Linked DNA regions of Homo sapiens: region 1 is linked to region 2. The links are chromatin loops, found by intact Hi-C in ENCODE. Cell type or tissue: natural killer cell. All regions are shown on one strand. Each heading gives the region's core, and the rest is flanking DNA. Links, peaks and the distances in the headings are about the cores only. Region 1 holds the start of LINC02446 (long intergenic non-protein coding RNA 2446). Region 2 overlaps LOC105369657 (a long non-coding RNA gene).

Evidence for each region. A loop is a pair of places that touch in the nucleus more often than their neighbours do. Peaks named below come from ENCODE experiments on the same cell type or tissue, not always from the same donor. Only the 100,000 strongest peaks of a DNase experiment are listed, where the experiment ranks them.
Region 1: a loop joins it to region 2, with 4 times the contacts of the local background. A loop is called at or near these places in 8 of 110 quality-filtered maps.

What each region holds. Positions count from the first base shown.
Region 1 is chr12:10,545,555-10,562,253 of GRCh38, reverse strand. It overlaps LINC02446 (long intergenic non-protein coding RNA 2446), which reads right to left and starts at 8,875. Exons shown (of 3, transcript NR_146456.1): 1 at 8,738-8,875. LOC105369658 (a long non-coding RNA gene) reads left to right here and starts at 11,324. Exons shown (of 3, transcript XR_001749004.1): 1 at 11,324-11,474; 2 at 11,607-11,767. It also overlaps the pseudogene SLC25A39P2. In natural killer cell, for the core only: no CTCF peak of the experiment used is centred there; DNase peaks (open chromatin) are centred at 6,873, 7,303, 7,813 and 9,013; H3K4me3 peaks cover 736 bases; H3K27ac peaks cover 2,374 bases.
Region 2 is chr12:10,487,636-10,504,334 of GRCh38, reverse strand. LOC105369657 (a long non-coding RNA gene) reads left to right here. Exons shown (of 6, transcript XR_931355.4): 4 at 3,734-3,931; 5 at 4,107-4,211; 6 at 4,374-8,357. Among named protein-coding and RNA genes, the nearest start is that of EIF2S3B, 9.9 kb to the left of the region's middle. In natural killer cell, for the core only: no CTCF peak of the experiment used is centred there; DNase peaks (open chromatin) are centred at 4,894 and 6,544; H3K4me3 peaks cover 546 bases; H3K27ac peaks cover 1,977 bases.

The DNA.
Region 1 (16,699 bases), core at 3,456-11,455, 58 kb before region 2:
TAGCATTATTGGAATTGTCAAATACCAGGTAAAATCTTGGGTCCAACAATAATGAAAGGGTTAGTATATATGATACAATCATACAATTAAAAAACATACACACTTTCAAATGACTTATGAAGTATTCAATGACATGAGAAATGCTTCTGGCATAATGCTAATTTATGAATTGGGTTGTAAACTAATGTGTGATTCCCAGTATGTTGCATAGAAATTATAGAAAGGAAACATATTAATGTAATTTTATAAGGAAGTGTTTTTCTCTCTTCATATTTCTCCTTGTTACTCCAATTTTTAACAATGACTCCTTGGAACATCATATGTTAATAAGAAAAAATCAAGTTAACAATAACATAACATTAGTTTTTTAGGGCTGGGCATGGTGGCTCACTCCTGTAATCCCAGCCCTTTGGGAGGCTGAGGCAGGTGGATCACCTGATATCAGGAGTTTGAGACTAGCCTGGCCAACATGATGAAACCCCATCTCTACCAAAAAATACTAAAGTTAGCTGTGTGTGGTGGCTCACACCTGTAGTCCCAGCTTACTCAGGAGGCTGAGGCAGCAGAATCCCTTCAATTTGGGAGGCTGAGATTGCAGTGAGCTAAGAAGGCACCATTGCACTCCAGCCTGGGCCACAGAGCAAGACTCTGTGTCAAATAAATTAAAAGCTTTTTAGTACTTATAATTTAAAATTGTTTGTCTTCTACTATGTTAAACCATAAAAATATGCATTCATTCAGCCAGGCATGGTGGTTCATGCCTATAATCTCAGCACTTTGAGAGGCCAATGTGGGAAGATTGTTTGAGGCTAGGAGTTTGAGTCCAGCCTGGGCAACAAAGCAAGACCCTGTCTCTACAAAAAGGGAAAAATTTTAAAAATTAGCTGGGCATGGTGGCACATGCCCATAGTTCTTGCTACTCAGGGAGCCGAGATGGGAGGATTGCCTGAGCCCGAGAGACAATTCAAAGTAGAGGCTGCAGTGATCTATGATCAGGCCACTACACTGCGCCCTGGGCAACAGAGTGAAACCCTGTCCCAAACAAAAAACAAAAATCAAAGAAAAAGCATTCATTCAGCAATTATTTATTAGTGGTTTTTATAAATTGCACTGTATGTTGATGGTTCAAAAGTGAGTAACACAATTTCTGCCTTCCCTGAATGTATGATCAACTTGGATTGAAAGCTATATAAACAGATATTTTGTAAAATAACAAGTACAATGCTAAAGACTAATGATGGTACAATAAACTTTCTTCATCCCATTTAATAGTTGCAACTCTTCCAATTTGAATTATTCTACAATATTTGGTTTATGTGACATACTGAACTTTGTACATATTTTTCATTGTATAATGATTTCCAACAGCAAATATGGCACATGAGTAAAAAATATTTGCATTGGTTACGGGTATTTCTCTGTTGGAAAAGATATTCTCTACCTGTGAGAAAAGGATTATTGGTGCTGTTATTAAGGTAGATTATGGTAGGAAATACTGTTAATAAAATATCTTGGTGGTTTGATTTTTCCAACATTTGAACTGTGAGGCTGAGATGATTTTTAATAATATGGGTTTCCACAAGATTCCCCCTCTTCTCTAGAACTCAGCATTTTAACACAGCAGAATTCATATGTGAAGAGGGAGAACATGTATAGGCAACTCTTTTTGGAGAGGAGGAGTTATCTTTGGAAAGCAGCCTTTTAAAGATGGTTTTCCTCAACACCATCTGTACTAAAATACAAAAATTAGCCACGCGTGGTGGCGTATGCCTTTAGGCCCAGCTACGCGGGAGGCTGAGGCAGGAGAATCACTTGAACCAGGGAGGTGGAGATTGCAGTGAGCCGAGATGGCACCACTGACTCCAGCCTGGGCGACAGAGTGAGACTTCATCTCAAAAAAAAAGAAAAAAAAAAAAAACCAACATTTGTGTGTCATATCCCTTGAATGTAAAAAACAAAGTGATTTGTATGGAAAAGGCTTTTTAAAAAAAAATTTGACAAACATTTTCTATAATTAATTACAGAAAAGTAGGGTGAGAATGATCACATAATTTATCCTCTCCTTCCTACCTATGTAAGTATAAGCGAGGATTAAAGTAGACTACATAAAATATAGATGTACATTTGTCAATTGAATGTCCTTTCGTGAGTCATCTAATGCCCCTAATTTTTCATCTCTAAAACACGGATATCATTTTGGAGAATTAGATGATATATGTCAAACAGCAACAATAACAACAACAAAAAAATCCTAACCCCCCAAAAACTGTATTTGACACATGTCTTTTCTATATATTGGTTTGATTCAGCTAGTAAACTATGGAATGTGAGTGACAGCACAAAGAATTAGCCAATGCTTATTTTTGAAGAGAGTCAATAATAATAAAAGGAATTATTAATTTTCTCACTTTCAATAAATCCAACAAAATACTTTTCAAAAACATGGAATCTAAGGTAAAGTATGACTATTAGAAATCGTAAAAAAAAAAATGAAGGAAAACTCCCAAAAAGACAAAAAAAAAAAAAAAAAAAAAAAAAAAACTACCAATCTGGGTCCAAACATTCTATTTTCAATCATCAGACTCTTTAGTACAATATCACATTATCATGTGAATGTTTCTTACGGTAAACCTATGGGGAGAATCCATACTCAAGCAGCCAAATTTAAAGCAAGCCAAGGATTTAAAGGTACATCTTAAATCCCTGTTATTTTAAGAATTAGCTTTTTGCCTTGTTCCTAGACCTTGGATGAAAGCGGGAGAAGAGAGGAGGTCTTGTCAGGGTCCCCCTGGGCCTCCTGGTACACAGTGAGCCCCTGTGCTTGAGGCTTCCTGTGTGGTTTTAGCTCACAGAGCCCAGCTAGCTCCAGCTGCAGCTCTTCCTCTGGTGGGCTACATGTTGTTAACCTCTCAGGAAGTATCTGGGTCTATTTTATGCTGTATTTTCATAGTGTCTTTGATAATGGATTTTCAGTTCTTATGAGGTTGGAGGATTGAGTTGGCATAGTGATCTAGAACTCACTTATGTGTCATTTAGTTATATATTTTATATACTATTTATTATTTACTATAATTATTTCCATTATTATTTACTATTAGATATTATTTATATATTATTTACTGTTGGTTTGAACATGCTTTGACAAGATGATATGACATTGACTGAGTTTTAACCAATGGATGACCAGTGAAAGTTGGCCGAAAAGGTGAGGTACTAGGAAGAACCTAGATGGGCATGAAAAATGCCAGTGTAAATCCACCAGGTGGAGGAGTAATTGGAATGAATCACTGAGAATGTGTTTAGAGCTATGTGTCTAGGCTATAAATTGACCCCATATAGGCATTGCGCCTGCTCTTGGTGTTATTACCATCGGGCAACAGGCAATGCTCTGTTAGGCTTGACCTGGAGATTATCATTTTCAGGTATCAAAAATTGGGAAGAGGAAAGAAACATAATGCATAATTCGGTCTAGTTTTTATTCTATAAATATATAAGGAAATCCTGCTATTTGTGACAACATGGATAAACTTAGAGGACACTATTCTAAGTGAAATAAGCCAGACGCCAAAACACAAATATTGCGTGATCTCACTTGTATGTGGAATCTAAAAAAGTTGAAGACACAGTAACAAAGGGTAGAGTGGTAGTTACCAGGGGTTGGGGGCTGGGGGAGAAGTTAGTCAAACTTTTAGTTAGAAGATGAGTAAGTTCTGGAGACCTAACGTACAGCATGGTGACTATAGTTAATAATAAGGTACTGTATACTTGACATTTGCTAAGAGCAGGTCTTAAGGGTTTTTAACCCCACACACACAAAATGGTGGCTAGGTGAGGTCATGGTTATGTTAACTTCATTGTGGTAATTGTTTCACAATGTATATGTATATCAAAACATCATGTACATTTTAAATATATACAATTTTTGTGAATCATGTCTCAAGCTGGAAAAAACCAGTGAGATGCTATATAAATGATTAAACATATTCCCATTTTGCATTTAGGTTAAGAAAGAATTTTATATTCAGGTATATCCTTACTTTTGAACTACAGCCAACCTCTGATCATTTAACTTTTTAGTTTCCCATTTTTATTTATCCCACCCAGGGTATTAATGGTAGGGATTCTTCACAGCTGTGACTCATTTGCTTCCAGCGCCAGCACCAGGGAATTTCAAACTTTATTTGGCATAAGAATCACCTGGAGAGCTTGTTAAGCTGCTGATTATTGGGTCCCATTTCAGAGTTTCTGATTCAGTGATTCTGGCGGAGAGCCCAAGAATTTGCATTTTTAACAGTTCCCAGGTGATGTTTCAGTTGCTGGTCCTGGAACCACACCTGGGGAACTTTTGCTCTAGTTTATTTTCAGTTATTTCTCACTGAAAGTACTAATGATGTAGACCAATACTCTTTGGTCAATCTGAAAATTCCTCCCTTGGACTTGCTTTCTCTGGCAGAAAAATACTCTGTTATTTCTTCAGACAAAGCCCCAATTGGCCTTTTCTTTCCAGAGCCTTATTTTCTGATTAAATGTTTTTTTCCCCTAATAGAATCTGTTTTCTTCCCTCATTAAGGTTCACCTCTTCTTGCTGTCTGTAGTGACAGACGGTCCCTGCTTTCCTGCCTCTTACGAGAATCCCACTTGTGAATGAAGAGTTCAGTTCAGCTTTATCTTGACCAGGTGCGAGACTGCCCCTTTGTGATTCTCAATCCCACACAGGGTGTCCAAGTTTCCTATCTTCTCCTCGGGGGAGCTTAAAAGTGTCCAGAACTGTTGAAGTGGCAAGTTGTCCACAGGTGACAGATAGTAGAAAATGCATGACCTTATTTCTGTCCCATCGTGTTCAAAGGTTCTCTTGTTAGTTAGCACCCACTACCACTTCATTTTGCACTCCGCTTTTCTGCCTTCCCCTTCCCAATGCCTGGGGGAAAGAAAACATCGGGTTCAACAAGTGAACTTTTACTTCAGACTCTTCATAGTATTTTCTTTGCAAATTATCGAAAAAGAGTGCCTGGCTAGGGCATGAAAGAGAGGGAGGGAAAAACCCTGAGAATAAGAAAACCACTGGGCTGTTATCCCTCTAACTCTGTCTCTCTAGATTTGGATATTAATTCATACATACATTTGTTCATTCATACCTTCATTCTTTCCACAAATATTTATTGAGCCCTGCATGCCTTTTGCTAACACTAACCACCACTTTTTAAGAGATCGATTTCCCTCTACATATACTATTTTCTAATTAAGTTCAAATGGTATACATTATATATTAAACATATATATGCATATTAAACATATATTTAAATGTGCACTAGTACAATTTATATGTAAGGAGTGTGTTTAGCGTGTATGTGTTTTAGATTTTACTTGTAATCTCCAATCAAAGATGATGTAGAATTGATCTATGATACAAATATACAGGTGTTTTTGTTTGTTTTTATCTCAGAATCACCAAGAGTTAAAATATCTTTTTTTTTTTTTTGCTTTAAGGTGCTATATTTTATTGAACACATTTCTGGAGTTTCTCTACAATGTTCTCCAGTTATTGTGTGCTCTTCTTTATGTGTCTACCTGATAATACATATGACACATGAAATTTTACAAATGTGTTTGTCCAATATTCTCAAAGGCATGACAACATGCAGATTAAATATCTGGAAGCCAAAATGAAATATTTTTAGAAATTGTTACATAAAAGCACAAAGAAGACAAATTACACCATTTGTAATTACTTAAAAATTCTTTTAAAGAGTACTTAAAATACTTTTAAATACCCTTCCAGTCATTTTTAAATTTAAAAAAGTTTGTTTAATTAAACAAACAATTGCTTCTTAAAATACATTATAGATTCTATACGAAAAATTGCAGGTAATTATACAGGAAAAAGTTTTTTTTTAATCCAAAATGTTATATGTAACCAAGAAATAGTCATTGTGATTATACAATCTATTAATGTATTATAGTTGGATATATATACAGATGAATAAGTAGAATATTAGGACAGAAAAGCATTTAGTAAAATAGGATTATACTATACATATTGTGCTTTAATTGTAAAAAAACTATTAAATTTTACATTAGCAGGATCTAGTAGAAAATAAGGCAGAAAATTAAACTAAATGAATTAATATTTAGAATTAATGTTTCTTTAACATAAGACACTATTTCCTAAGTTTTCCCTTTTAAGATTAAGAGAAATACTATTTTTATAAAGATTTTGAAGTCACTAGACTTTTATTCTTTTAAAAATATGTTTTACTTGTAGTAAAGATTGTTTCTCTGGTATGAAAATGTGAAGACTTCGATATTTTCATGTCTCTTTCCTCAATGTCCAAATTTATTAATTTTATCATTATTTTTATTGTCTTTATGTGGATATTCATATAAAATTAGTCATTTTCAGATTAATAGTATCAATTGTATTTAAATCAATTTAAGATCATCACTATTAATTTTCTATGCCTGATTTTATTTTGATTCAATTTTTAAGTTAAAAGGTGTCATGGATTCTTCTTATTTTATAAGCATATGAAATAAAATTATATAAAGTATAGCCTACAATTCACTTAGTAGAGTGCCCTCATTGAAAATCATCCAGAAATATATTTTTACAAAGGACTTTATTCCAGCAAAGCAATATTATAATGCTAACTCAAAAATAATGTATTAACAGAAACTGAACCAGTTGAGTTAAAAAAAAAAACATCTTGTACGGACTTGTGCTTAGAAAACAAAAAGCCACAGAGATAATCGCTCTCACCTGACAACAAGAAAAATTCAGATAATGTATAAAAGTATAACTTTATCTGAGGACATCAGAGTGCTGAGGTCACAAGGCAACCACTTAAATTGAACTCCAAGCGGGACATGCACCGCTAAGGAGAGATGGGACTCATAGACGGTTTCATTTTTGGCAGAGCATAAGAGGAAAAGATGGCAGCCATAAAAGTAAAATAAAAACACTAAATTTTGAACAAAGTCTTAAGCTCAGTTGGGCTTTCATGTGTCACTGAGAGTCCTAGCTGCAAGGGGAGTCTCCAGGTCTTTTCCACAGGCCTCAAGTGGGAGCTCATTAGAAGGCCTGGGGCAGGGCAGAGCCAGAGAAAGCCCCTTAGCCATGGCGACGTCTAGGCATGAAACCTCAGCATTTCCCAGTGCCTTTTCTCACTTGAAGCAAAACCTTTAAGATACTTAGGGAGGGCCAACAAACCCTCCTGCTCCCAGGAATCAGGCAAAGTTTGAGTGCTTTTAGAGAAGCAGTATAAGCAAAAGTTCTCTGCCCTTGGGGGAGGGGTAGGATAAACCTCTCTCTTTCTCCTGGTCTTACAGAACGTAACGTGATGCAAAAAGAAAGCTAAAAGCAAAATTTCTTTGTAGCAGAGAAAAGAGAAGGAAACCACCATACCTCCCACCACAAGCCTTGCACCAAGCAACACACAACAACAGTCTACTGCTTGAAGAGGGGCAGAAAACTCCCCCATTACTGATCCTAGTCAAAAACATTCTGCTGTTGAAGGAAGGGGAGAAGAAAAAAGATGTTCAAACAGAGAGGAGCAGGAAACCCTCTGGGGTCAAGGATCCCACAGTGACACAAGGCAGAGATCTGCTATGCCAGCAGAGGAGAAATTCTTTCCTGCCCAAGACTCCCCATAGATACAAGAAGAGCTTGGTTGCTGAGGAGGACGATGAGGAATGCTGAGGAAACCACACTCCTGAGGCCAAGGTACATAGGGCCTTGCCCAAGACTGAGAATAGGCCAAGATAAACTAGAATTTCTATTTCTCCCAACACTGTCGTTATTTTCACGTAACAAGCCACAAGAGAGGAGGGGCAACAGTTTAGAGAGAGAACCTCTTCACACTGCAGGTGTGCAGGGCGTGCTGAAATCAGAACAGAACACTAAGAAAAACCTCCCGCTCCCCAGACCCTGCACGAAGTGTAAGGTAGTGGCAGTACATCACTGGGAGCATTTGAAGTCTGTGGTGTACTAAAGGTGACCACAGGAACAATGAAACATAAACTAGCTCAACACTTCAACTTTACAGATTTACAGAAGAGGTATCGCCATGCTGGCCTGACATACAGTGTTTGCCATTCAATAGAATTATAAGCGACAAACACACAAAAAGTGAGAAAAGGACCCATTGCCAAAAAAAAATACTAGCTGATAAAACTCAAGATATGTGTGTTCAAGATGTTGAAATTATTGGTGAGAAACTTAAAATAATTTTTTAATATGTCAAAGAAACAGTGGAAATTTTAAAAACATGCATTGATATATGATGAAATTTTTCAGAGATGAAAACTATATTTTTAAAAAGAGTCAAGTGGAAATGCCAAGGATAAAACTATGATATCAGAAATAAAGAATTCCTTCCATGCACTTCTTAGAAAACTGAACACAGGATAGGGAAAGAAAAATCAAGTGAACTTGAAGATAGATGAACAGAAATTATCCCAACTAAACTACCAAAAATAAGAAAAGAGTAAAAAAATAACATAACAGGTCATCCAAGAGTTTAGAGACAATACGAATTATAATTTCACATCTGAAACTTTGCAGATCAGATGATAAAGTGGCATTTTTGTTATACTGAAAGAAAATTCTGTCAATCACTACAACAGAGATAAAGAATATTACATAATGTTGATGAGATCAAAAGCAATAAGCTGACATACAACTCTAAATGTATATATACCTAATAACAGATCTGAAGATACATAGAACCAAAACTGTTACCTGTTACTGGTGGAGGGTGTCCAGATTCTTGGCATTTTGAACAAACAATTGGATGAAATGCACAAACAAAACAATGAAAAAAAAAGCACAGATTTATGGAAACAAATGTACACTCCACAGAGTGAGAGTGGGCCAAGCAAGCAGCTCAAGAGGCTGGTTATAGAATTTTCTGGAGTTTAAATACCGTCTAGAGGTTTCCAATTGGTTACTTGGTTTACACCTTATGTAAATGAAGTAGTGGCCTGTGATCAGTCTAATTGGTTGCAGAAGGTGACCAATAGGAGGCTGAAGTAAAGTTACAAGGTTACACATGAAGACTTGGCCTGTGATCAGTCTGATTGGTTTCAGGAGGGAACCAATGAAAGATACTTTCATTTTTCGTCTTCAATGCAGAAAAGGGGTGGGGGATGTTGCAAAGGGAGTAGCCCCTGATCTTTTTGTTACTTGGGTATAGAGAGGTGGGGTTTTCCTTTTGATTCAGTTCTAGGAAGTCAGCGTGAATCAATCTTAGGTTCCCTGTCTCCTGACCATGTTCTCCTGCATCAAAACTGCCAAGACTGAAAGAAGAAATAGGCAAATCCTCAGTTATAGTCAAACATGTCAACACACCTCTCTCAGTGGTTACTGGAATATTTAGAAAAAAATCAGTAAGGACATAAAAAGTCTGGAAGAGCACCATCAACCAAATTGAAATAACTGGCATATATAGAATACCCCACTCAACAATAGAAAAAAATACTCAACTGCACACAGAACTGTCACCAGGATACACCATATTTTGGGCCAAAAGAGCCCATATGTTTAAAATGAATTATACATAGCATGTTCTCTGACCACAAATAAATCTAAAAATTCAATAGCAGAAAGATATTTGGAACATTCCCAAATATGGTAAAATTTTAAAATGCACTTATAAATAACACATAGGTGAAAGAAGAATTGTAGTCGAAATTAGCAAATATTTTGAACTGAATGAAAATAAACGTGCAACATAGCAAAATTTCTGCTACTATTGGAGTACTGCTTGGAGGGAAGTTATAAAATGCTATTTAGAAAAGAGAGGTCTAAAATCAGTTATCCAAGATTCCAACTTTGGAATTTAAAAAATAAGGAAAATTAATTCCAAATCCAACAGAAGAAAGGAAATAATAAAGATAAGGGCAGAAATCCATGAAATAGAAAATAGAAAGGCAATAGAGAAAAATAAACCAAAAGCTGATTCTTTTAACATGTCAACAAAATGGATTATTCCCCAAAACTGTAAGAAGACACCAATTACCAATATCAGGAATAAAAGTAGGAAAAGTAATACAGATGCTACAGATATTTAAAGGATAAGTGAATATTAAGTATTTTTCTGCTCATTAATTCAATAACATGTAAAGTGTACAAATTTCTTGAAAGACACAATTCCACAGTCCACTTAAGAGGGAATAGTTAACCTAACTAGCTCTATATCTATTAAACTAATTCAATTTGCAGTTAAAAAACCTTTCCACAAAGAAAACCCACACTTTCGTGGTAAATTCTACCAAACATATAAGGACAATGTAACACCTATCCCACTTAAACCCTTCCAGAAATTAGATGAGGAAGGAGCATTTCCCAACTCATTTGATGAGACCAGAATTACTCTAATATAAAAATTAGGCATGTTGAGGAAAGAAAACTGCAGACGAATATCCTCCCTGAATAGAAATAATCTTTTTAAACAAAATATCAGCAAATCAAATTCAGCAATGCTCTCAGAGTGGGCTTTGTCAGGAGGCGAGCATGCGCAGACCCTGCAGTGAGCCCGAGCGCGCCGCCGCGCCAGCCAGGCCTAGAGGCAGGATTGAAGCCAGGAGGCGGTTGAGCAGGACCTGAGGGCGTTAGCCTCCTCCAACAAGTGGTGGCCTCGGGCAGCCGTCACCTCCATCTCCAGGACACCCCTGGACGTGGTGAAGGTCCGCCTGCGCTCTCAGCGCCCTGCTGGGACTGAAGCCTCACTCCAGACTCTGGACCTCTCCTAAGCCGAATCGCCCTCCTCCCTCCGAGCCACGGGGCAGGGCCTCCTGTGCCGCAGTGGTGTCCTGGAGCCCCTGCACCTGTCTCCAAATGGTATCCGCTGTGCCGCCAGGACGCGCTTCACTGGCAGCATGGGTGCCTTTGTGAAGATTGTGAGGCGCTAGGATAACTGGGTGATGAACCTGCCAGCCACCACCGTCTACTTCACTGGCTTACGACAAACTCCAGGCCGTCCTGTGTGACAGAGCCCTGACCTCTGATCTCTACGCACTATTGTGATGAGGCTCAATCTTTTTTTTTTTTTTTTTTTTTTTTTTTTGAGACGGAGTCTCGCTCTGTCGCCCAGGCCGGACTGCGGACTGCAGTGGCGCGATCTCGGCTCACTGCAAGCTCCGCCTCCCGGGTTCACGCCATTCTCCTGCCTCAGCCTCCCGAGTAGCTGGGACTACAGGCGCCCGCCACCGCGCCCGGCTAATTTTTTGTATTTTTAGTAGAGACGGGGTTTCACCTTGTTAGCCAGGATGGTCTCGATCTCCTGACCTCATGATCCACCCGCCTCGGCCTCCCAAAGTGCTGGGATTACAGGCGTGAGCCACCGCGCCCGGCCGAGGCTCAATCTTTGTTTCACTTTATTTCTCAGAAGAGAATGACAAGAAGGTATCTCCTGTGGAATATGCACTTATCACTCCTAATTCACTGAGACGCAGTAGACCCGAATGATCTAAAGAAGGTATAAATTTGGATATGTTTTAGGCTTTGTAAGATCTTTATTTTGGGGTTTCTATTCACATAACTCTTGTCAAAATAATGTATTATTCGACTCCTTGTTTGATTTGAAAAATCCTCTGATGTTTTTCTCCAGAGTTTACTTTTGGAAGATTATGAGAAGAGGAAAGTAAGAGTGAAAGCAATAGTGTTATGTGACTTGATCTCCATTTGAAATCCTCTCCTCGTCTGACTAGTTTGTTTTCCAGTCAGCCTTATTACCTATTCACACACTGATTGCCAAATAAGCTCCATGAGGTACATTTTTTTTCTATTTGCTTCACTAAAATATCATTATCACTTAGAATAGTGTCTGTCATGCCACTGATGCTCAGTGTTTTTGAATGAATCATTCATTCATTCATTCAATGAATGTTTCTTGAAGGAGACCATATGTTAAGCATTACAATAGATACTAGTGTTGCATAGCTAAAAGAGAGAAATAGTGCCCTTAAGGGTCTCATAGTCCAGTTAGAAAGACAGAAAGTATACAGATTTGGATAAATGCTATATGGAATAAAAGTGGAGTTGTGGAAGGTCAAAGAAGGGTATTCTTTCAACACTTGGTTCAGAAATGAAAGTGGATTAATTAGAAAATTGTTTTTGATTAGGATAACTCTGATGGGGATGAAGATAAAGGAATGTTCCAGGTGAAGAGATTGCACCTACATGGGGGAGTGGCCAGCAGTGGCCGGCAGGGTTGTGAATGATTACAGAATCTAAGCTTTCATAAGTAATACAGGAGACAAATCAAATATGCAAAATATAATTGTGATCATGGGTATAGGAAGGAAAGAATTTTAGTAGAGAGGCACTAAGGAGGTAGAATCATCAAGATTTGGTCAATTGGGCTAGATGTGGTGGCTCATGCCTGTCATCCAACCACTTTGGGAGGCTGAGGCGGGAGGATCACTTGAGTCCAGGAGTTCAAGACCAGCCTGGGCAACATAGTGGGACCCCCATCTCTACAAAAAATACAAAAATCAGCCAGGCATGGTGACATGCACCTGTAGTCCCAGCTACTCTGGAGGCTGAGGTGGGAGGCTCACTTGAGTCTAAGAGGTTGAGCTTCAGTGAGCTGAGTTCACGCCACTGCACTCCAGCCTGCGTGGCAGAGTGAGACCCAGTCTCTAAGGGGGGAAAAAAAAGATTTGGTCAGTTGTGGGGTGATGGGAATACAGAGCCAGATATCAATGATGATTTGTGGGCTTTTGCATTGGAAAACTTGAATCATGGTCCCGCTCAGCAAGATGCGAAATGAAGGCGGAGGGTCTGATAGCAGATGGATAGTAAAGTAAGGAGTTCAGCTTTGAACAGTGAGTTTTCAATGCATGTGGAGAATTCTTGTGAGTTTTTTTTTCGAAACATCAGATACATGATGAGTATGCAGATTAGGAAAGCGATCATGTTTGGATATATAAATTTGGGTGTCCGTTATGCTATGAAGCCATGGCAATAGATGAGATCATTCATTGAGATTGTACAAATTAGTAAGAGAGAAAGGGCCAAAGACAGATTCTGGATAAAAATTATTTGAAGATTAAACAACAACAATAACAACAATAGCAACTAAAACCAATTAGGAAATTAATGTAAAACATGAGAAATCTATGAGTGTTGTGATGGAATGTAAGGGAGGAACATTACTTTCTCTCTTCACTCAGATACACGTTTTTCTAGTTTCATGAAATGGACTGTCTCCCACCTAACCCTCTCTTGCTTTTGTGTTTTGCCTTCTATGAGAATTGGGATAATATTAAGCTATTCTGTCCTTTCAACTGTTGATATGACTCGCTTTTAACACAGTACAGAGCAGTTGTTTACTTTGTGAGCATATTTTAGACTCATTTTTGTTGATGGTTATAGGCAAGGCCAGGATTTTAAAATATTAATGGCCAGTATGGCACCGGCTCAACCAACCTGAAAATATGCCAGTCTGTAAACATTGGTTGTGTCCTGGCTATCTATAAAACATTTTAAAAAGTTTCTTCTGGAGTAAGTTTTGGTAAATTAAATACTTCTTGGAATTTAAGTTTTCAAATGAATTATACTTTATTTTAAATTATAGTCCTTCACACTCTGTATTCCTAAGTTATTTCTTACAGAATTTACCTTCCTCTAATGAACTATATATTTTAAAACATATTAAAAATAACCCTGTGTACAGTCTGGTGACTGGCTTTTTTAAACTTAAAATGTGATTTGTTTGCACAAATTTATGTATTATTACTTTTGAATTAATGTAGAGTCTCTACACTCTATGTGTGGAGACTAGTGGTTTATATACATAATATAACCATTATAAAGTATTCCTAAATGATATAACTAAATATATCAATATTTCAAGTTATTTTAAAAGAACCGTGGGCATTGGAGCATTCTTCCACTTGAACAATTTTAAAGAACTCAAGTAACTAATTACAAATTATAACTTTTGGTCTTCTTGAAGTAGTCAATAGGAGAAATGCTCTGGTTTTTGGAAAATGAGACATGAGAATAGTAAAAAAAATAATAATAATAATTGTATTTTAGAAAAATGTAGGGTCACATATCTACCTAGGCTTGGAGCTATGGATTCTATTGTTTGCAGTAGTATAAGGCTTGGAGCTATGGATTCTATTGTTTGCAGTAGTATAAGGCTTGGAGCTATGGATTCTATTTCCTGTAGTATAAGGCTTGGAGCTATGGATTCTATTGTTTGCAGTAGTATATGATACTCCTCTCTGCTTAGGCCTCAGCAATTTTCTGGGCAAAACATAGTTCCAATCGTCTTGGAATTATCATTGTGGTTATCTGCAGTGTGAATGCATCTGTAGAATGAATGTCCTCTGAACATTATTTAACACGAAATTACAAAGTTCTTGTTATATGCAAGGTCCTAAGCACCTTATAAATATTAGCTTATTTAGTTCATGAAACTAATCTATGAGTTAGATTTTGCCATTATTTCACAAATGAGAAACACAGATATAAAGAATTTAAGTAACTTATTTGCCTAAGCTAAGTCACACAGCTTAGTGGCAAAGTCAAGGGTCAAACCTAGGCAGTTTGGTTCTGGAATCCATGCTCTAAAGTCCTTGTTGAAGTTTACCTCAAATAGAGGTGTTTCCAGGGTCTGAGGTCTGGGTCAGCAAGCCTGAGGGTTGGCAGGGATGTGGGGTACTACTTGTGCCCCCAATTATCTGGAAAATTGTATATTTTTCCTCATACATACATATCTTGCCTTTGCCCCTGTACTTTCCTCTCTGGGGTAATGACCATTCCTGTAGTTATCTCAAGATGTTAATTAGTGCTGGGAACATTTATCTTCTGTGAACCATCAAAGAACAGGTGGGAAAGCCTCACAGAAATGAAGGTTTTCATTCTTATTCTCAGCCTCAGACCCAAGCAAGTCAACAAATACAAAGAATTACTGAACATAGTAGGAATGAGGGTATATGTATATTTCTGAATTTCCACCTTGTCCTGAGAGAACTAATGTCCTGAATGTAAGAATGTTGAAATTTTGTCATTGTCTTTTAAGAAACCTATGAGAACTTCAGAAGTATAATTGAAACTGCATCCCAATGTGTCGTTTAAGAGAAAAACAAAAGCTCCTTAATAAGATTTTTCTAATCCCCAGTAAAGAAGGAATTACCTTAGCTATTTCAGTGCTAAGGTATTAAGAGCAGCACGGAAGAGAGACTGGCTTGCTACTTGCAAAAAGTTAGGGATTTTGCAGAATTTAACGGATCCAACATATGGGCATCCTACTTCTCTTAGAAAGCACCTGTTTCCCTTAGAAACAGTGCTTCACTTCAAGTTGTCATCCCTAGAAATTGGAGGTAGTGTAGCACGGTATGTTTTGGAGCCAGATGGAACTGGATTTTGTTATTTTCAAGCAATAATTAGCTATGCGATACTAGACCAGTACCTTAATTATCAGTAAGATAAAAATCTCAATTGTTGGGACTAAATCATATTGTATAAGTAAGGCCATTACCATATGGTAGGCATTCAATTTGGGGGGGGGGGGTGCTTACTATTAATTGTCCCCATAGATACAAAGTATTTTCTAAATAACACTTTTTTTTTCAAAGTACACATTTTTCTTGTTGAGGTTTGGAGCAGCAGATCTTATCAACATGACAACTGCAGCCTGGTCAGTTTCTCAGTTTTTTCCTGAGGGAGTCATCCAGTTAATTAAACATATTTACTGAATGTATACTTTGAGGCATTGTACTAAAGGAAGACCAGTCAGTAGACTTTTATGGCTGTGACTTGGGTAGCATGATGAAGTCAAGACAGAAGATCAGGAGTGCCTTCACATTGCTACTGGATTGTTTTCTTCAGAGGATTTTTCTAGGACCTGAAATGTGTTTTCAATTTCTTCCTTTCTGTATTTCATAAAGATATCCTTTTGCTATAGTCTGGTATTTCTCCCTTAGCATTTGAGTTGAATCTTGGTTAGGTCCCAATTGACTGTACTATATAGTATTTTCCAGCTGTTTGCTTATTTTCCTAGAGATATTCTCTGTTCCTACATCCTTTCTTTGAATAATGGCCTGGGAAGGGATCCTAATAGTCACCTCTCTTACTTTTAAACTCAATAGCTTTTATTATTGGTAGCTCTCTTTTCTACAGTAAAAATCATACAATTTAGTAGTTCCAAACAAGGGAAATCCCATGCATATTGTAAGCAATTTTGGAAAAGACAAAATTGTTGATGTTAAGAAGTAATGGTTATTTTGAAAATAAATGAGAATATTCCACCCTGCCCCCACTACTTTACTACACCATGAAGTAATCTTTACAGCAGCAGCACCAATAATTTCAAAATTAGAGGCAAACACTTCTAACAGCTGGTAGGTTTTCTATAAACAAAATACCCATGAGGGCTGAGTGGGTCATAATATCTATTTAATGACAGTACTAATTCATTCAGTAATTTTATTTAATCTGTATGTGTATTTTTTTTTTTTAGTCAAAAACTCTTAGCTCAGATAACAGCTCTTTGATTGAAGGATTGTTAACACTTTCTCTGTAATTCATATATGCTTTTGGACAGAGTTGCAAACAGTATCTTCTGGATGTATTGTTGCAGTAATATCAGGAAATATGTATTTCATTCTTTTGTAAATATCAGGATTATTTGCAACTAAGTGTAAGTATTCTACAGAAACATTATTCCTCATGTTTAATGTTTTCTAA
Region 2 (16,699 bases), core at 3,542-11,541:
CCATATATATATATATATATATATATATGTAAAATAGTCATCCTAACAGGTGTTAGGTAGCATCTTAGAATATTTCCCTAATGATTAGTGATGTTGAGCATTTTTTTATATACCCACTGGCCACATGCATGTCTTTTGTGGAGAAATGTCTATTCAAGTCCTTCATCCATTTTTTAAAATTGGGCTATTTTTTGTTTTTGGTATTAAGTTGTAGAGGTTCCTTATATATTCTGGACATTAATACCTTAACAGATATGTTATTTGCAATGTTTTCTCAAATCTATAGGTTGCCTTTCACTCTGCTGTTTCCTTTGCTGTGCAGAACATTTTTAGTTTGATGTAGTCCCACTTTATATAATTTTGCTTTGGTTACTTATGCTTTTATGAAAATTTAATGTAATCAAATACATCTATAGATTCAAGGCAATTCTGTTCAAAATCACAATTGCACTTTTTTTTACAAAAATAGAAAAATATTCATTAAACTCATGTAGAACCACAAAAGACACTGAATAGCCAAAGCAATCTCCAGGAAGAAGAACAAGGTTAAACAAGGTTAAAGGCATCATACACCCTGAATTCAAAACTATTACAAAGCTACAGTAGTACTGGCATAATAACAGACATACAGATCAAGGGATCTTTGAGAAATGCAAATCAAAACCACAATGAGATACTGTCTCTCACCAGTCACTATGGTGATTCAAATTTGGCATTTTGATTAAAATGTGAAAGAATAAGAGATGCTGGTGAGGTTGCCAAGAAAAGGGACACTGATACACTGTTGGTGGAAATGTAAATTAGTTAAGACACTGTGGAAACCAGTTTGGAGATTTCTCAACGAACTTAAAAACACAACTACCATTCAGCCCAGTTATCCCATTACTGGGTATATACCCAAAGGAAAATAAATCATTCTACTAAAATACACTGGAATTTGTATGTTTATCACAGCATTATTCACAATAGTAAAGATATGGAATCAACCTAGGTGCCCATCAAAAGTGGATTGGATAAAGAAAATGTGGTACACATACACTCATGGAATACTATGAAGCCATAATAAAGAATAAAATGATGTCCTTCACAGCAACATGGATGCAGCTGGAGGCCATTATCCTAATCAAATTAACACAGGAACAGAACACCAAATACTTACATGTTCTCACTTATGAGTGGGAGCTGGACATTGAGTACACATGGACATAAAGATGAGAACAATAGACACTTGCAACTCCAAAAGGGGGGATGAAAGGAGGAGTGTAGGGGTTGAAACCCACCTATTGGGTACTATGCTCACTATGTGGTGATGGGGTCAAATGAAAACTAAACCTTGGCATCACGCAATATATTTATGTAAAAAATCTGCACATGTACCTCTTGATTCTAAAATAAAAATAAAAGATTGAGATAAAAAGAGATAAAGTGTATTTAGTACAGTCTATTAGGACATTCCTAGATTTAAATTGTTTCTATATAATATTTCTTATATGTAAACTGTTCCTCTATGTTTTCTTCTAGGAGTTTAAAAGTTTTAGTTCTTACATTTAAATCTTCAGTTGATTTTGATTTGATTTTGTGCCTGGTGTATGATGAATCCAACATCTACATATGGATATTCAGTTTTCCCAACATGATTTGCCAAAGAGACTGTCATTTCATGGCATCCTTATATTAATATAAAAATTAGTTTACCATGTGGGTTTATTTTGGTGTTTTCTATTCTGTTCCATTGGTCTATATGTCTGGTTTTCTTTTAATCAGTACCATGCTGTTTTGGTTATTGTAACCATGTACTATAGTTTTAAGCTAGGTAATGTGAAGCCTCCAGCTTTTTTGTTTGTTTGTTTGACATTTGGGCTCTTTTTTGGTTCCACATGAATTTTATAATAGTTTTTTTTCAGTTCTGTGAAGAAAGACATTGGTAATTTGATAGGAATTGCACTGAGTCTGTAGATTGTTCTGAATAGTATGGACATTTTAACAGTATTTAATTTTTCCAATCCTTGAGCATAGAATATTTTTACTTTTGTTTGTGTCATCTATTGTTTCTTTTGGCAATGTTTTATAGTTCTTCTTGAAGAGAGCTTTCCTGTCTGGTTAGATGAATCTCAAGTTATTTTATTATTTCTGTGGTTATTGTAAGTGAGATTGCATTCTCGATTTTTTTGTCAGCTTGAACATTATTGGTGCATAGAAATGCCACTGATTTTTGTATCTCAAAACTTTACCGAAGTCATTTACTGGATCTAGGAGTCTTTTGAAAGAATCTTTAGAATTTTCTAGTGTGGAATCATACTCTCAACCACACGAATTTACAACCAAAATCTACCAGATGTATAAAAATGTACTGGTTCACTAGGCTGTAGAAATACAAAATATTGATAATATTATGTCTTTTTTCTTGTGGTTTATTCATGAAAACTAGGCCAAGAATAAGAAAAATCAAGGCGGGGATAGTTATTCCCTTTATAATTTCAGAAACAAGTAGACAGCAGAGAATTCTGCTGAAACCTAGGTACCCACTGAAATAAAACTATACAGAAAGAGCTAATGGTAGTTGCTTAAATTTAAATTCTCCTACAATAGCCTTAAAATATATATATATATTACATGCAAAAATAAAAATGAAAGCAGACAAATGTATGTCTTTAGCATGACTAGGGGTCAGAAAATACTAAAACTTCAAATTATTGTAAATTAAAAAAAAAAAAACTTACAGTGTTATTCCTAGATCCCATCTCTATCCTCTCATGGTGCCCTAGGGGTTTCAGATAAACTGGCAACTACCTCAGAAAGAGCAAGACCACACTAATTGTGAAAATTTAAAAAGGAATTCCAAAAGGATCAGATTGGTGGGCAGAAGGAAAGTGTGTTTTGGACTTGAAGAGTTAGTCTTGGAAAACGAAACTTCTGAGAAGAGGGTAAAACATAAGAAAGGAAAAAGCACATTTAAAATCTGCTCAGTAAATGAGGGAAAAAAGCAAGTGCGTGTATGTGTTGAAGAGAGGTGTTAGGATAGACAAAATGACATTCAAAAGACAAAACAAAAGAAACTTCTCTCCCCCAAATCATTCATTTAAGAGAATACATTGCAATATTTTGACAGAAGAGGACACTCTTGACATAGGAATCCAATACAGTGCTCCAACTATCATTCCAGTCCACAAAAAGCATTTTTAGTCTATTAATATATGAAGATACTATGGAAAGAACACAGAAAATGAGAATTAAAACATTCAAACTGATTTTTTAAATGCCCCATGAAGAACAATCATGAAACACAGAAAAATACGATGCAGCACTTCAAACTGATTTAAATATCCTAAAAACAAATAAAAATTGAACTAGTATACCAAAAATTCACAAGTTAAAAACCAAACTGTATAAAGCAGGAAGAAATGCAACAGTTCTTTTATTTTCCCATTTTCACTCACCTATTGTTATCGGGACTTTTTTTCATCTAAATTACAGACTTTATAACTAAAAGCTTCTTCCTAGGAAGATCCTATATTTTAGAAACTTTCAGTATCGATTTTCCTTATATAAATCTTTATCAAATTCACTTATCAAGCTAATTTTTCTCTGGAATCGTACAATGATAAATTATTTCCTGCCTCAGTAAATTTTTACTTCCCGGATTTTAATTATTTCTGTCATATGAAATGATGTATCTGAGTCCTGTAACCACTAAATCCTTTCTAATTTATTTTCTTTATATACATTTTCACAGAAACCCTGGAATCTGGATAACCTGTTGTGTAATTTACGCTAGAATAACCTTTTATAAAGTGTTTTAAGCACTATTTATCTGACAATTATAAGACAAGACTCAGAAAAAAATGGATCAATGAAACAGAAAATGTCCCAAATGAGATGGTCAAAATAATCTATGACTTGGAAAATAAAAGCAGGAACTAAGACTGTGGCCGTGAGTGTTTGAGGAACTAAATTCCTAGTGTTTAAGTCCTGAAAGAATAAAGTTTCAGCTAATATGCGTTCTGTTCCTATTGCTTTGATAATTAATCGTGGCATTTTCATTTTTTTAGATGACTGTAATTCTCTGACTTTGCTTTAAAAAATTAATTCTCTCAATTTAATCACAGCTTATTCGAAAGAGATGACATGTGTATAGATCTGTGGTTTCTGTCACAAGAAAATCACTTCTTAGGAGAATTTTCTATACATAACCAGTTTTAGAAATGCAAAAGGTAATTTTAATTTATTTTTGTTTTATTTTCCTATAATATTGATTATAAAAGATAGGAAAAATTAATATAAAGAAAATGACTGATTTTTAAAAATGTATCTTTGTGCATATCCTAAAAAACCCTGATCTCTACATAAACATATCTATTATTATTTTTCTTCAGAATTTCAGAAGTAACAAAAGAGAAGAAAATTTTACGGAAATCTGGATTTCCATCTCATTAAAATAGACTGAGGAGGGATTTGGAATGTAGACACTTTATCTTATTTCCTTATCTTATTCTATTCATGTTAATATCTGTAACTAAAATAATCTTTCTTTGACTAGCTGGTTTATGCTATTTTTAGAACATAATGCTATATATTCTGTTGGAGTGGTTATTTAGTAGAATATTTTGATATAAAACCATAATCCAAACATGTGACAACTAAAATTGTTTGAAAGGACTTCTTAAAAGTATAAATGGAATAGCTTACAACTGATGCATGCTTTTGTAAAAAAAAAAAAAAAAAAAGTTGTTAAATCAATTAAATACCAAAGAAAAACTGATATTGGAAACATTAGTTAAACCATAATGGAAAAATTTCCAAGTTTTTAGATTTTTGTCTGAGTTTACTCCTTAATACCTACAGAGTTTGGGGTTAGGTTTATTAGTTTGAGGTGTCAGTTTGGTTTCATTTTGGTTTGAAAGAAGAAACAGAAATTAAGAGAGGGATTTTGAAAAAGAAAGAAGTCATGGAAAGTGTGAGGCACAAACTATGCTAACAAAATTCAGTCAACCCTTTTGCTAAGAACATAACTATATCTCTCATCAGTCAGAATGGCAGTTATTAAAATGTCAAAAAATAAAAGATGCTCTTGAGGTTTCAGAGAAAAGTGAACACTTATACACTATTGGTAGAAATGAAAATTAATTCAGGCACTGTGGAAAGCAGTTTAGAGATTTTTCAAAGAACCTGAAGCAGATCTATCATTTGACCAGCAATCCCATTACAGGGTATATAACCAAAGGAAAATCAGTTGTTCCACCAAAAAGACGTATGTATGTTTATGTCCCTCATGGTGCTATTCATAACAACAAAGACAGAATCAATGTAGGTGCCCATTAATGGTGGATTGAATAAAGAAAATGTGGTATGCGTACACCATGGAATACTATGCATACATAAAGATAAATAAAATCATGTTTTTTGTGGCGGTATGTATGCAGCTGGATGCCAAAATCTTAAGTGAATTAATGCAGAAACAGAATCTCAAACACTGCATATTCTCACTTATAAGTGGGAGTTAGACATTTGGTACACAAATATATAAACCTGGAAAAACAGACATTAGCGACTGTTAGGGGATGGGAGAGAGGCTGGCGTGGTACCCAAAACTACCTGTTGGGTACTATGGTTACTACTTGGGTGATGGGATCATCTTTATCCCAAACCTTAGTATTACACATATACCCATGTCACACACTGTCATGTGCCCTCTGAATCCAAAATAAAAGTTGAAAAAAACGAATTAACAAAATCAAACATATTAGATTTTAATTTTTATATATTACATGCCTTTCACAAAGACTTCTATTTTTCTTCATGCTGCTTAAAAGTTATGGCTGTAAGAAAAGTTAAAAAAAAGAAATACCTATATTGTATCTTAAATATCATTTTGTGCTTTTCTACCTGTGGTGCAGAATGAATAGATGCTCTGGGAAATGACATCAATTCTATATCATTTATTTATTCACTGAACTCACATTTATTGGGTTAACATATGTGGCCAGTTGCTGTGATAGCCCCAGGGTTATAAAGGTTAAGTAAGCATGGTCCATTAAGGTACTTACAATACATAGGGGAGCAAGTCACAGAAGTCAGAGTTCCAGCACAAAGCTAGGTGTAAGCCTGGACTGTGATAGGAGTATGTAAGATGGACCTTATCCAAAATGTTAGGCTGCCCAGTGTTTGCACATTTGAAAGTCGTTTTCTGGGATATTTAATATTGAGTCAAATAAAAAAATGAAAAGAATATTTTGTACAAGACAGCACATTCAAAGATATACTATTTTCTGGTCAACATTTTTTTTATGCTCCAGAAAGCTACAACAACAGATATTTCTTGGCTCCCAGGGGCTATGATGAATTTCAAAAGGAGGTGGTGTAACTTCTATGCTCAGAAAGCACTTACAAGTTAACTATGAGCAATAAAGTTGAAGGTATATAAAAACTTAGAATAACAATAGTAAGTAGAAAAATGACTGTGTATGAGTGGTTGAGTGTGTGCAATGGATGTTTCTGCTCACCCCTGTAGAGATACAGCAAACCCCAGTGCTGCCAAGGCTGTGGTGGAACCTCTGTGGCTTCTAGGGGAGGTGTGTAGTTCAGCCCATGACGTCGATATGGTTCAGGGTGCTATTTACTGGCTATTTGGCTGGAACAATCTCCTGAATTTTATGTGAACTGCTTAGTGGAAAGTTTTAAAATCAAGCAATATCTGTAAATATATTTCTTGGCAAGAGAAATAGTATGAAAAGGATAAAGTGGGAAACTTTTCTGGGCAGTGAGGTGAATAAAACACTGGTAGAGAAAATGAGACTGATCTAAAGATATTGACAAATATATTAGAAAAGAGGAAAAGAGAAGATTAAGTTCTCATACTTGCCAGCAAACAAAATTTGATCATTCATACATTATGTGAAGAGAAGTCTGAAAGTTTAGGAATTGTGTTGATACAGCTTGCACTAAAATTCAATCAGCTTTTTATTAGAAATGATATTAACACACGTAAGTTCATAGCTTACTACTGATTACAGTAAGTTCATAGCTTACTATTGATTACATTTACAAGAACAATAATACAAACAGAATTCGTTGATGTAAAATAAATTTGCTAGCAAAAAATTTAAATCTATAATTGTGAGTCAATGACTGGAAATGACTTTACAAATCTATTACAAATATTAAATATTTTGTTACACTGAAGAAATATGTTTCCTAAAAAAGCATTTCATTAAACATATGAGGTCTGATTATGCACACATTGTGGAATTTCATGTGTACAAAATTGTATGTTTCCACACTGGTTTAGGAAATAATATTAAAAAATTTTTTAATTGAAAGAATAATTTGTTTTTCCTTTTTTTCTCCTTGAAAGTTATCTGTTTAAAAAGTAATTTATCTTAATATTTCAGTTATAGAACCAAAGAATTATGCTTTACAGACTTGAAATTTCCTCTGCACAGTGGTGCGATTTCTGGGGAATTGATGTATAAAAAATACTATTTACTAGACATTGTATGAAATAGCATGTTTAATGTTTAGTTGTATGTCTTTGCTTTCCATTTTCGATAAGTAGATTTGTCGAAATTCCTCTAGCCCGAAAGAAGTGAGTGTCTTTGGTGTGTCAGTCACAAAATCAACTATCCACTCATTGAGAAAGAAAAGGAGAAATACTAGGTTAAATTTCGAAAAGCCATGGCTGGTAAGGTGTTTTTAAATATGTGGCTTAAAATTCTAGAAAATCCTGAGCCAGGATTGCAGAAATTGGCATTTTGATTCTGAGGTGTGTACAAACTTGAGAAGTTTGAAGAAAACCTTTGGAATTTTAAAGGAATAGTAATAACTTTAAATCTTTGATTGTGTCAGTGACACAGTCAATTTTGCAAAGATGTAAAAACATAATAAAAGAACGGGTATGTCTTTATAAATTCATAATAAAATTGCAAAGCATCCTATTCTCCCCTAGAAAAAAGGGTAAATTTTTGCTTAGCTTTGAATTATATTGTCAGAACCCAGTAAAGCGAAAAATTTCATTCAGAAAACACCATTCAATTTGAGCTCTGTTGATAATTCAATTAGATTTAGTCTCATTGTTAGGATATTTACTTACTCGATGGTGCTTATTTGAATGGGGAAAATTTTATTTATGGAAATACATTTTATTATAGGACTTAGAATGTATAGACATAATACAAATTATATTAATCTGCATGCTGATATTCCAAAGAGCTTTTGGGGAATTTTCTGTTTGCTATTTTCCTTCAGGAAATATTTCAGGAATCTTAGCCAGGTTTAAATTGCTATATCTGTGAAAATAATGTGAACGTTGATATACATATTTAATTTAATTTATAATGATGTATTTAATAAAGATTCTAACTCAGAAGATTTCTTTTTTTCTGAGACAGACTTAGGAAACAAGTCTGTCTTCTTTAAAAGCAGAGCTTCTGAAGAGAATAGATCCCAGACTAAATTCAATACGATTTTCAAATGTTTACCCAGAGACATAAAGAATTAATTCTGTTTTTGTCAGACTCAGCCTACTAATGTGTTTTATATATGGCAGCGTAGGTCCTAAACCTATCTTTCAAGCAGTTGATATTGTCAAATCTTTTTCCTTTCTAGAAGGTTTAAAAATAAGAAAGCTATTATTCTATTCCTTCTGCTATCAAAATTCAACAGTGAGATGTTACTGTCAGCAACCCAGAATTAAGTATTGAATATTGGATGTTGAGAATTATCCAGAATGGGATACGGTAGACAGTGGACAGTCTTGTCTTTGAAGGGTTATTTTAATATTCCCTTCATATATTTGGGTGCTCTAATATATGTTTATAATTGTTATGTCCTCCTGGTTATCTGATCCTTTATCATTATAACTTAACATTTATTTTATCTGATGTAAATACGGCCACCCCTTTTTCTTTTGGTTCCCATTTGCATGGAATTTCTTTTTCAGTCCTTTCATTTTCAGACTGTGCGTGCCCTTACATCAAAAGTGTTTCTGTTATAGACAGAATACAGTTAGATCTGGCTTTTTACTCATTCAGCCACACTGGGTCTTTTTATTGAATAATTTAATCCACTTATACTTAATTAATTACATGAAAGGATTTACTATTGCCATTTTCTTCAGCGCTTCTTGTATTTCTTGTAGTCATTTTGTTTCCTTTTTCCTCTGTTTCCCTTTTTTTGGGGGGTGCTGGGGACAGGGTCTCACTCTGTCACCCAGGCTGTAGGGCAATTCTGGGTTGAAAATTCTTTTCTTTAAGAATGTTGAATATTGACCCCCCCACTCTCTTCTGGCTTATAGGGTTTCTGCAGAGGGATCCTCGGCCTTTGTGGATGACCTGACCTTTCTCTCTGGCTGCCCTTAACCTTTTTTCCTTCATTTTGACCTTGGAGAATCTGATGATTATGTGTCTTGGGGTGGACCTTCTTGTGGGATATCTTTGTGGCGTTCTCTGCATTTTCTGCATTTGAAGACTGTCCTGTCCTGCTAGGTTGGGGAAGTTCTCCTGGATAATATCCTGAAGTGTGTTCTCCAGCTTGTTTCCATTCTCCCCGTCTCCTTCTGGTACTCCAATCAATCGTAGGTTTAGTCTTTTTACCTAGTCCCATTTTTCTTGGAGGCTTTGTTTTTTTTCATTCTTATTTCTTTAATCTTGTCTGCATGCCTTATTTCAGCAAGGTGGTCTTTAAACTCTGATATCCTTTCTTCTGCTTGGTCAATTTGGGTGTTGATACTTGTGTATGCTTCACGAAGTTTTTGTGCTGTGTTTTTCTGTTCCGTAAGGTCATGCGTGTTCCTCTCTAAACTGGTTATTCTAGTTAGCAGCTCCTCTAACCTTTTATCAAGGTTCTTGGCTTCTTTGCATTTAGTTATAACATGCTCCTTTAGCTCAGCAGAGTTTTTTATTACCCATCTTCTGAAACCTACTTCTGTCAATTCGTCCATTTCATCCTCTATCCGGTTATGTGCCCTTGCTAGAGAAGCACTGCCATCATTTGGAGGAGAAGAGGCACTCTGGCATTTTTGGTTTTCAGCGTTGTTTTGTTGATTTTTTTCTCATCTTCACGAGTTTATCCAGTTTTGATCTTTGAAGCTGCTGACCCTTGGATGGGGTTTTTGTGGGGATTTTTGTTGTTGTTGTTGATTCTATTGTTGTTGCTTTCTGTTTGTTTGCTTTTCTTTCAATGGTCAGCTCCCTCTTCTGTAGGGTTGCTGCATTTTGCTGGGGGTTCACTTCAGGCCTGTTCAACTGGTTCACTCCCTCGCCTGGAGATGTCACTCAAGGTGGCTGGAGAACAGCAAAGATGAGTGCCTGCTCCTTCCTGTGGGATCTCTGACCTCAAGAGACACCAACCTGACACCAGTAGGATCACTCCTGTATAGGGTGTCTGACAACCCCTGCTGGAGGGTCTCACCCAGTTGCGTGGCACAGGGAACAGGACCCATTTAACGAAGCACTCTGACAGTCCCTTAGTGGAGGGATGTGCTTCGCTGAGAGGAAACCCACTCATCTGGACTGCCTCGTTTCCTCAGAACTACCAGGAGGAAAGGTAGGTACAGTATTCCTGGTTAGCATTTTTTCCCAGCACTTTGAATATCTTATCCCACTTAATTCTGGTGTGCTATGTTCCTGCTAATAAATCTGCCGATAATCTTATGGAAACTTTCTTATACATGATTAGTTGCTTTTCCTTTGCTGTTTTCAAGATTCTTTGTCTTTGACTTTTGACAGGGTATAATGAGTCTCAGTGTCAATGTTTATTGTTCATCCTAGCTGGAGTCCTTTGTGTTTCTACAGTTTAATGTCCAATTACGTGGATTTAGGAAGTTTTCTCATATTATTCTTTGAATAAGCTCTCTGGAAAAGTTTGTTTTAAAACATCAAGAGAGGCCGGGCGCGGTGGCTCACGCTTGTAATCCCAGCACTTTGGGAGGCTGAGGCAGGTGGATCACGAGATCAGGAGATGGAGACCATCCTGGTTAACACGGTGAAACCCCGTCTCTACTAAAAATACAAAAAATTAGCTGGGCGTGGTGGCGGGCGCCTGTAGTCCCAGCTACTGGGGAGGCTGAGGCAGGAGAATGGTGTGAACCCGGGAGGCGGAGCTTGCAGTGAGCCGAGATCGCGCCACTGCACTCCAGCCTGGACGACAGAGCGAGACTCCGCCTCAAAACAAACAAACAAACAAACAAACAAAAAATCAAGAGAACTGTGTTCTTTAAAGATTTGGAAGAGTTAACCAGTAAAATCATTTGAACCTACTGTTTCCTTTGTTGCAAAATAATTAACAAAAATTTAACTTTAATTGATGCAGTTCAATGTAGGGCTTCTAATTCCTGTATAGGCATCTTTAGTTGTATTTTTCAAGGAATCGATTTTAATCTAAGTCAATACATTTATTGGCATTTGTTCATAAGTCACTCATTCTCCATTTAATATCTGTAAGATTTTTGCAAATGTTCCCCACACCTTTTCATTCAGATAATGATAATTTTTGTCTTGTCTCTTTTTTTCTGTTAACTCTAGTTATTTCAAACTTACTGATCTATTCAAAGACTGGCTTTCACAGTAATCAATTTTATCTATTAAGTTCTTATTTCATACTTTTCTGCTGTATTATTATTTCTTTCCTTTTGCTCATTTGGGGTTAACTTATTTTTCACTTGGTAGTACGTTAGGGTAAAGCTTAAGTCAATTATTTGAGACCCTTTATTTTTTACTTAATGAAATAATTATCTTTCTACTCACTATTAACACATCTCCCAAATTTTGATAGGTGTTTAATTTTTATTTATTAAAATATTTTGTAATTTTATGTCTCATGGATTTATGTAGAGGCATGCTTTTAATTTTCTAAATATTAGTGGATTTTCTAGTGTCATCTTGCTAACAATTTCTAATTTATTTTTATTGTATGAGAGAACATACTGTGCATAATTTCTATCCTCCAAGACTTATTGAGTCTGGTTTTATGTCCAGTGTATGAACGAACTTGGTGAATGTTTCGTATGCAGTTATGAAGAATCTTCATTCTGCTGCTGTTAGTGGTAGTGTTTGCTCTAAACATGCAAACAAAGTTAAGCTGGTTGATATTGTTAATAAATTATTCTGCAACCTTACTAATTTTCCCTCTTTTTGTTTTATCAATTAAAGGTGGGAGCTTGAAAAGTCAATCTCATAGAAGTAGAGAGGAGAATAATAGTTACCAAAGCCTGGAAAGCGTATATGGAGGGGAGGGGATAAAGAGAGATTGGGTACAAACATGGTTAGATAAAATAAACGACTTCTAATGTTAGCTAGCACAGTAGTGACTACAGTTAAAAACAATGTATTGTATATTTCAAAATAGCTAGAAGAAAGAACTTGCAATGTTTCCAACGCAAGAAATGACAAATGTTTGAGTTATGGATATCGTAAATACCCTAATTTAATCATTACACATTCTATGCATGCCACAAAATATCACATGAACCCCACAAATATGTACAAATATACATCAAAAAATGTTTTTAAAAAGAAAAGAGAGTTAAAATATCCAAATGTAATTTTGTATTTTTTCTAATTTCATTTTATTTTTAATCATTAAGCATTTTGAATCCCACTTAATAGATGCACACACATTTAGTGTTTTTATGTCTTCTGGAATGTTTGATTAATTTATCATTATGTGATACTGCTTTTTATTCATGGTAATATTTCTTCTTCTGAATTACATTTTGTCTGGCGTAAATATAACCACTCCTGGTTTCTTTAGATTAATGTTTACATGGTACATAATTTCCATATTTTAACTGTTAGTATATTATTTATTCATATAAACGTAAATGGTTTTACAAATACAGTATATCATTGAATAATGTTTCTTTATCCAATCTGATATTATATGTCTATTAACTGTAGTCAGACCATTTATATTTAATGTAATTGTTCAAATGGTTGAATTTACATCTATAATCTTTCTCTTTGTTTCTGCTTTGTCCCATAATTACTACCTTCAATTATATTGAGTTTTTAAAATTACTTCATTTTTTTTCAATACTGGCTTATTAGCAATAACCTTTTCTTTTGTTTTTATTGGTTGTTCTATATTAAAAGTTATCCAAACTTCCCTACACAGTCTATCTTTAAATAGTATTATATCACTTATTGTGTAGTATAAAACTTTATAATAGTATGCTGAATGTTCCTTTCTGACTCTTTTTGAGTGAGAAATACTTTTAATATTTTTCCATATATATTTTTTATGTTCCATATTGTCTCTCATGTTCTTTTGTGACACCGATTATATATGTGGTGTATTTTCTTGTATTGTCTAACCACTAATTCTTTACTGTTCGGTCCTTTTACATATTTTTGAAGCTTTCTTCTGTTTTCATTCTGGATAGTTCTTATCCCTGATTTATTCTTTTGCATTGTGTAATCTAATCTAGTATTTATCTTGTTTATGATGTTTTTATTTCCAGTATTGTATTTTTTTTTTTTTTTTGAGTTTCACTCTTGTTGCCCAGGCTGGAGTGCAATGGTGCAATCTCAGCTCACCTCAACCCCTGGCTCCCAGCTTTAAGCGATTCTCATGCCTCAGCCTCCTGAGTAGCTGGGATTACAGGTATGCACCACCACACCCAGCTAATTTTGTATTTTTAGTAGAGACAGGGTTTCTCCATGTTGGTCAGGCTGATCTGGAACTCCTGACCTCAGGTGATCTGCCCGTTTTGGCCTTCCACAGTGCTGGGATTACAGGTGTGAGCCACTGCGCCCATCCATCCAGTATTGCATTTTAATTTCTAGAAGTTCTATATGAAATATAAAAAGTAGAATAGGAATAGATTATATTTGTTTCTTTCAAATGTTAGACCACAAAACAGGACTTTAAAAAATTCAAAAAAATTGAACTCATAGCAAGTATGTTTTCTGACTACAGTGGAATAAACTAGAAATTGACAACAAGAGGAACTTTGGAAACTATACAAATACATAAAAATTAAGCAATATGCTCCGGAATGACCAGTAAGTCAATGAAGAAATTAAGAAGGGAATACAAAATTATTTTGAAACAAATGAAAATGGAAATATACAATAACAAAACTTATGGGATACAACAAAAGTAGTGCTAAGAGGAAAGTTTAGAGTAATAAGCAACTTCATGAAAAATGTAGAAAAACTTCAAATAAACAACCCAACAATGGATCTTGAAGTAGAAAAGTGAAAGCAAACCAAACCCAAAATTAGAAGGAAAGAAATAATAAAAATCAGACTTGCAATAAGTGAAATTGAAATTTTAAAAAATACAAAAGATTAATCAAAAAGTTTGTTTTTCAAAAAGATAAACAAAATTGACAAACTTTTAGCCAGACTACGAAAAAAAGAAAGAAGACCAAAATAAAAAAATCAGAGATGAACAAGGAGACAATACAACTGACACTGCAGAAATTTAAAGAATCATTAGAGACTGCTCTGAGCAGCTATATGCCAATGAATTTGAAAACTTAAAGTTGGATAAACTCATAAACACATATAACCTCCCAAGATTGAACCATAAAGAAATTCAAAACCTGAATAGACCAATAACAAATAATGAAATCAAAGCTGCAATAAAAAGTCTTCCAGCAAAGAATAGCCTGAGACCTGATGGCTTCACTGATAAATTTTACCAAATATTTAAAGAACTAATACCAATCCTACTCACACTATTCTGAAAAAATAGAGGAGGAAGTAATAAGCTTCAACTCATTCTATGAGGCCAATATTACCCTGGTACCAAACGAGACAAAGACACATCAGAAAAAGAAATCTGCAGGCCAATATCCCTCATGAACATAGATACAGAAATCCTCAAGAAAATACTAGCAAACTGAATTCAGCAGTACCTCAAAAAAAACAATTCACCACAATCATGTGGGCTTTATTCTTGGAATGCAAGTTTGACTCAACATATGCAAATCCATACATGTGATTTACCACATAAACAATCAAAAACAAAAAAAATATCATCATCTCAACAGATGCAGAAAAATTTTTTGATGAAATCTAACATGGCTTCTTGATAAAAACTCACAACAAACTAGGCACTGAAGGAACATATCTCAAAATGAGAAGAGCTATCTATGACAAACCACAGGCAATATCATACTGAATAGGCAATAACTAGAAGCATTTCCCTTGAAAACTAGAAAAAGACAAGGATGCCCACTCTCATCACTCCTATTCAACATAGGACTGGAATTCCTAGCCAGAGCAATCAGGGAAGAGAAATAAATAAAACACATCCAAATAAGAAAAGAAGAAGTCAAGCTACCTCTCTTTGCAGATTATGTGATTTGATACCCAGAAATCCCTAAAGACTGCTCCAAAAGAACCCTTGCACTGATAAGTGGCTTTAATCAATTTTCAGGAAACAAAGTAAATATACAAAAATCAGTAGCATTTCTATATACCGATAATATTCAAGCTGAGAGCCAAATCAAGAACATAATCCCATTTATAACAGCCACACACACACACACAACATACCTAGGAATACATCTAACAAAGGTGGTGAAAAATATCTATGAAGAGAAATAGAAAACACTGCTAAAGAAGTCATAGATGACACAAACTAATAAAAAGAAATTCCATGTTCATGGGTAGGAAGAATCAATAATGTTAAAATGGCCATATGGCCCAAAGTAATCTATAGACTTAATACTATTCTTGTCGCTATTTCTATGAGTTCAACTGTTTTTGGAATATACATCCATGTTAGATCATATGATATATGTCTTTATATGGCTGGCATTTTTCACTTAGCTGGATGTCCTCTAGATTCATTTATGTTGTCACAAATGACAGTTTCCTTCTCTTTTAAGGCTGAGTCATATTCCTTTGTTTGTACATACCACATTTTCTTTATCTATGGATCCACTGATAAACGCTTAGTTTGATTACATTTCATGGCTATCTTAAATAATGCTGCAATATACGTGGACAAGGAGATAGATTGTTGATATATTAATATGCTTCCCTTTGGAAATATAACCAGTAGTTGAATTGTTGGATCATATGGTAGCTTTATTTTTTAATTTTGTGAGAAATCTCCACACTGTTGTTCATTACTACTGTACTAATTTACATTTCCACTAAGAATGTGCATGGGTTCCCTTTTTTTCATATCCTAATGAACATGTGACATCTTTTGTTTTTTTTATAACAGCCTTCCTAACAGATGTCAAATGATTAGTTATCCTGTTTGTAATTTGCATTTTCCTGATGATTAGTGATGTTGAGCATGTTTTTATATATCTGTTGGCCATTTGTATATCTTCTTTTAAGAAATACATTTTCAGGTTCTTTGTCCATTTTTAATATATTTTTTATTGAGTTGTTTAGTTCCTTATATATTTTGATTATTAACCTTTTGTCAGACATATGGTTTGAAAATATTTTCCCTAATTTTTTAGATTGCCTCTTTACTCTGTTGTTTTTTTTTTCTTTTTCAGTGCAGTAGCTTTTTACGTTTGATGTAATTTTGTTTGTCTCTTGCTTTTTTTATTATTACACTTTAAGTTCTGGGGATACATGTGCAGAACTTGCAGATTTATTACATAGGTATACATGTGCCCTGCTGATTTGCTGCACCCATCAACCCGTCATCTACATTAGGTATTTCTCCAAATGCTATCCTTCCCCTAGCCCTCCACTCCCCGACAGCTCTCAGTGTGTGATGTTTGCCT